2 separate regions of the Homo sapiens genome follow, and region 2 is linked to region 1. Evidence: chromatin loops called from intact Hi-C (ENCODE). Cell type or tissue: heart left ventricle. All regions are shown on one strand. Each heading gives the region's core, and the rest is flanking DNA. Links, peaks and the distances in the headings are about the cores only. Region 1 overlaps LOC105371230 (a long non-coding RNA gene). Region 2 overlaps LOC102723321 (a long non-coding RNA gene).

Region 1 (2,913 bases), core at 201-2,700:
CATAGATTTAGAACATTTTTGCAGTGGAAGGGACTTGAGAAATCATCTAGTGAAATTCTTCCAGCCCAGAGACCTTAGATGCTCAGGTTTACACTAAAGGGCCAATGGCAGAGCCAGTGCTATTTTCAATATTTCAAAAAAGTCTAGTGGAAATCGTGCGTTTACTAGCAATTATACAAAAGCTTTTGAAAAGGCAGGCTTATTCACGTTTGCTTTAGTTAAGGTTTTGTCAATTCTGTGTTACAAAATTCCTTTCTCTTGCTGATTTAAGTCTTTGAGTAATAAAGGATGGAAAATGATCTATCTGTTGAGTATCTATACAAGGGAAAGGCAATCAGCACCTCATAGGGATAGCTGCACTCCCATATTAATTCACAAGAGCCAAGATATGGAAACAACTTAAGTGCTCATTGATGGATGAATGGATTTTTAAAATGGATATATATGTATATATGTATATGGATATATATGTATATATGTATATGGATATATATATATGTATATGGATATATATATGCACAGACACACACACACACACATGCACAATGGAGTATTATTCTGTCTTTAAAAAGAAGGTATTGCCATTTGTGACAATACGGATAAATGCGGAGGGCATTATGCTAAGTGAAATAGGACAGACATAGAAAAATACTGTATAACCTTACTTATATACAGAACCTAAAAAATATGTTAAGTTAAAAAAATAGAAACAGTAGATGAGTGGTTACCAGGAGTGGGGAGGGAGGAAATGGGGATAAGCAGGTCAAAGGGTAGGAATTTGCAGTTAGGTAGAATGACTAAGAGACCTAATGTACAGCATGAGGACTATAGTAATAATGCATTATTGTACTGTGTACTGAAAATTCACTGAGAGAGTAGATTTTAGGGGCTCTTACCACAAAAAAAGGATGGGGGTAACTATGGAGAGTGGTGGATGTATTAATTTGTTTGACTGTAATAATTATTTTACTATGTATATGTACATCAAAACATCATGTTGTTTACCTTAAATATATACAATAAAAATAAATTTTAAAAAATGGAAAAATAATTTATTAAATGGCAGGGTGTTTTGAGCTGATCAAATCTTTTCAAACATAAAGTCCATGCAAAGAGAAATAGTAAAAGAGTTCCATGGTAGAGAAAAGTTTGCAAACTACTGACCTCATCCAACCCTCTCACTTTACATCTAGGAAAGGAAACTGAGGTGGAGTGAGGTGCTGGGTCACCTGACGAGCTAGAGGCAGTCAGGGTGAGCCATATCCATATCTCTAGGCTCGTGCTCTTAGGGCTTCTGAAGAGCCCTAAGACATTCTGTTTCCTTCCCTGAACTTGTCTTTGGTTCCTGATCTTCCTAACATCCCTGGATGGCTCAGGGAACCAGAGCACACTGCACCTAGGAGGAAAGAGACTACTGCAGATCGCTAAGAGCAGGAAAAGCTGGAGACCAGCGACACCCACTGCCCAGACTGTGTGAGAACCTCAAGGGTCCCAGGGAAAGGACCTCAGAACTGGGGCTCAGGTGGACAATGTGGATGATTAAAGGAGATGGCTGAAGGAAAGCACACTGGACAGGAATAAAAGATAAAGACAGCTTCTGTTTCCTGGAGGCAGAGCCTTCCTTATCAAAGGGGCATTGGGAGTGTCAGGCACTTACTGCACTGGCTTGTGATGGCACATCACTGGCCCTGCAGGGCGGGGTGAGGAAGCAAGTGATTCGGTAGAGACCTAGGAAAGAAAAAGGGAAACAAAGGCAAAGGCACAGAAAAATTCCCGGTTGTGTAGGGGACAAACTTGCCTCTTGAGATTTCTCTGGTCACCTCTCCCATAGTACCTGATGCCTGCCTCTGTGACAAAACCTGATGTCAGCCTCTGTGGCTGAACCCACAGCTGGAGTCACCCAAAAGCAGGGGCAGAGGAGTTCCTGCAAGGGACTGCCCCAAATGATTCCAGGATGGGGCCAGTTGGGATTCCAAAGAAAGAAGTACTAAAATGTCAAGGTGATTAGTTAAAAGCATTTACTGTATCAGGTGAACTGTATTACAGAGGGGGGCTGGAGAGCATCCTCCCGAAGGACAATGAGACAAGGGATGTCCTACCTAGGTATGTCTGCAATGAGAAAGTCAGGGTATGGAGCTTATAAGAGGGTTTAAGGAGTTTGACTCGGGGCTGGGGCTAGTCTCTTTCAGGGTTTTGGGCAAAAATGCAAACACCTTTATCGGTGCCTGGAAATGTTCAAGGGCCCCACTTGGGTTCAAGCCTGCAGGAGAAAACATATATCTGGCTGGGAGAGTGGTGCAAGTGTTCTACGTTTCCCGGCAGGACCAGAGAAAAAGTGGGGGAAGTTGGAGGACCCTACAATAGTGTTTATTTTATTCCAGGTACTGGTTGAGGCACTTTGTATGTGTATTAACTCATTCTTTCCTCACAACAACCCTATGAGTAGCTACTACTATTATCCCTATTTTATAGATGGAGAAATGGAAACAGAGAGGTTAAGACTCTCGCCCAAAGCCATACAACTAATAAGTGGCAGAACTGGGATTCAGATCCAAGCAGGCTGGTTCAGTGCCATGCTTGTAACCACCATAGTGGTTCACACCTTCTACTGAAATGTACCTTTTTCCCCTCAGTCTCAGACTGTGGATTCTGAAAGGTCAGAAACTTAGATTTACTCATTGTATCTACTCTGCTTAGCTGAGTACCTGGCACATGGTATGTTCTCAACCAATGTATTCTCTTTCCCCTCAGATCCTCCATATTCCTAGGATTCTAGGAGCCCCCTGAACCCTCATAGATTTCATCCCATCATCCCCACTTCAATCCTTACCACCCAACAGGCTTGCTCTCTCATTAGCAGGGTCCCCTACTCAGAGTATTTTTTCTCTTTTCCCTTTCTCCCCTCTCCAAATC
Region 2 (2,913 bases), core at 201-2,700, 48 kb before region 1:
GGGAGGAGGGAAGGCGACAGATACGATTAAAAAGAGGGTGGAAGAGGAACAACTGACAGGCTCAAGAGCAAAAAGCGTGGGCAGTTGGAGAAGAAGCAGCCAGAGTGTGAAGAAGCCCACGGAAGGAAAGTCCAGGGAGGAGGAAAAGAAGCAGGTAAGAGTAGACTTGAATTTGAACAGCTAAAGCTACAAGTGGATATGAAGTAGCCAGAGGAAGGGAGCTTGGATTCTAGGCTGGATAAAAACAAAGCTCTTTCTTTCTACCTGTGAGTTTATTCCTTACCCCTCCCGCTATTTCCTGTGATAGTGAGGTATGGATATATTAAAAAGGAAGGTTTAGCGAAGCAGCAGATAAATTACTTCCTTGATTTAGAGGGAGATGAAGAATTGCGAGTGGAGGGCCCTTGGGGTTCCAGCCTACTTTTGTGGAGTTCAGTCCTCTGGGGGCATCTTAGAAGTGGGTCACCAGTCCATTCCCAAGAACTTTTCTTAGAGGGAATTGGCCCTTTAAAAATAAAACCAACACTGTTTTACGATGCTTCTGCTAGGCATGGAATCTTTTTCAAAATGCCTTTAGCAGCATCTAGGGGAGTGTTTTGCTTTTTTTTTTTTTTTTCTCCCTAAGGCATGTTGGATGGTTTAAAAATATTCCCTGCTTAGTTTCCTGCAGAGTATCATGTCCCCGCTGTGCAGTGGCCACATGTGAGAGATCCAGGCTGCCACTTGCAGCCGGAGGAAAGAGGCATGTGAAACCAGCGAGGAAGGCCAGGAAAGCACCCACTGAAGGTCTCCTTTCCACTTGTGGTGTGAAGTAGGAGGCCATGGGGTAGAAAGATTCTGTTAGTTTCTTCCTGGACCTTTCTTCTGAGCATGCAGTGAAAGAGCCCAAACTCAGGGGCTGGGAGGCCTTGTAGCAGACACATCCCCATGCTGGGCCTCGGTTTCCTCATCTATAAAATGGGGAATTTGAAGTAGAAGGTTCCCTCTGGTTCCATTCAGCAGTAACGGTGTGTAAGGCTGTGATTCCATAGGCTCAAAGGCAACTCAGAACCACTGAAAAAGGGAGGCGCAACACAAGAATTTCTCATCCTGCTCTGTTGCTCAGTTTTTTCCTTATTCTCCCTCGCAGTATTCCATTATAATAGAGGGATTCCTTGTTCTCACTCCCCAGCAAATCACTGGGGCTGCTGTTTCTGGAAAAAGGCTCTGGTGCAAAGAGGTCCAGCTGGCTGCGTGGGGAGGCAGGGCAGTGCAAAGAGCACCGAACAGGGAGTCAGAAGACCTGGAACCAGCAAAACTGAAGGAGAGAAGAGACCAAGGGGAGCGTGTGGAGGTGCAGCGCCTCTGACTGCCTGGTGCTGTGGCTCATGGCTGGGGACACCAGCTGGTATTTAGAGGCCTTCTAACCTGACTTTTACATCAGCAGGCCAAGCAGCCTCCATCCCCTCCACCCACTGTCCCCAGAGTCACAGCCAAGCCCAGCCCAGTCCTTGATTCACTGCTCTCTAGGGACAGCTCTGAACTTTCCACCTTCCTGCCAAGTTGCCCGGCGGCAGAGCTGTTTGGAGCCTGCTCCCCTGGCTGTCCCTCCAAGCCTTTTCCTCACTCAGCACCTGCCAGTGAGGAGTCCCAATGACCACAGTCTGCAGAGCAGAGAGTACCAGGAGGGGATTCTGTGGCTTCCAACCCAACACTCTCTGAGCATCCTTCACCCACACATGTGACGTTCACAGAGCCACAGCAGTCACAGAATCAGGCTGCCCTGCTTTGTCTCTGCCTTGGAACCCCAGAGGTGTGCTTGCTGGGCTCCTGAAGCTGGTCACTGTTCTTACATCTTAACTGCCTCACTCCTGTCCCCTCTCCTAGTACTGCCTAAGGTCTGAGAACATTAGAACTGAAAGAGGTCTCTTCCATTACCAGCCTCCTTCTTTGGCAAATAAGGAGAACAAGGACTAGAGAAGGGCATGACTCGTAGGAGACGACACAGTGAGTCAGGGCTGATTGAGTTGGGAGAGCACCCTGCCCTGCTCACTCATACCGAGGGCTCTTCTAATGTCCATCCCCCGGCTGGATTTTCCTAGCCTCCATCTCTCCCTGAGTCTCCCTGATTCTTCCACTTGAGTGTCTCTACAATTCCATTTTTTGGTATTGACTCCCACCTGCCCACCTGCTCTTCATCGTCTACACTGGCTGTTCGTGGGGCACAGGCAGTGGAGGGCACTGCCACAGTGCCGCCTGGTCTCTCAGGTACTGGCTGACCCCACCTCTTAGGACAGGGGACCTGTCTATGTGGATCAATCAGGACAGGAACTGGATGACCTGCCGTTTTCAGGGACAGGGAGACCCAAGGCCAAAGCTCTGCCCCCGTCCTAGGGAAGGACTCACTTACTGGGGATTCCAGTAGCTCTCTGTGTGAATGAACTCCCATAAGCACCAACCTGGGCTCAAGGGTTGAGCTGGACAAAGGGGAGAGATGACCATTTTCCTGGAAAGCTTCAGGGTTCCTGGAAAGGAAGCTGACTTCCTTACTATTGTTGGAAGCTGCTGGCTCCTGGTGATGCCAGCTTGATGCACTTTGAGAATAAATTGTTTCTGATATATTAGTAAATAATGGGCAAGTAAAATTTAGTATTCAACAGTCCACTGAGAGTCAGGAGGTCGCAGAATGAGAGGTATTGAAAAAATCACAGAGGGACCTTAGAGTTTATCTAATTGAGGGGTAGGGCCGAAGGAAGAACCTGGGCATTTGGAGTCACATTTGGCTAGGATTTTAGCTGTGTGATCTTGGGGAAATTATTTAATGTCTCTTACACTCAGTTTCTTCATCTGCCAAAGATGCTAATAAATATCTTCCTCATAAGGTTTTATGAGGATTAAATATTTTAAATGGCTATCAAATAGAAAGGCTTCCTA

The links. A loop is a pair of places that touch in the nucleus more often than their neighbours do. Peaks named below come from ENCODE experiments on the same cell type or tissue, not always from the same donor. Only the 100,000 strongest peaks of a DNase experiment are listed, where the experiment ranks them.
Region 2: it touches region 1 in a loop (2.3-fold over the local background); 4 of 110 quality-filtered maps call a loop at or near these places.

Annotation. Positions count from the first base shown.
Region 1 is chr1:147,722,643-147,725,555 of GRCh38, reverse strand. The region is part of intron 2 of LOC105371230 (a long non-coding RNA gene); the gene reads left to right. All of the region lies in intron 1 of LOC102723321 (a long non-coding RNA gene), which reads right to left. Among named protein-coding and RNA genes, the nearest start is that of GJA5, 37 kb to the left of the region's middle. In heart left ventricle, for the core only: a CTCF peak has its summit at 1,468; a DNase peak (open chromatin) is centred at 1,465.
Region 2 is chr1:147,770,493-147,773,405 of GRCh38, reverse strand. All of the region lies in intron 1 of LOC102723321 (a long non-coding RNA gene), which reads right to left. It also overlaps a transcript of GJA5 not described here. Among named protein-coding and RNA genes, the nearest start is that of GJA5, 11 kb to the right of the region's middle. In heart left ventricle, for the core only: no CTCF peak of the experiment used is centred there; a DNase peak (open chromatin) is centred at 1,495; H3K4me3 peaks cover 2,414 bases; H3K27ac peaks cover 2,365 bases.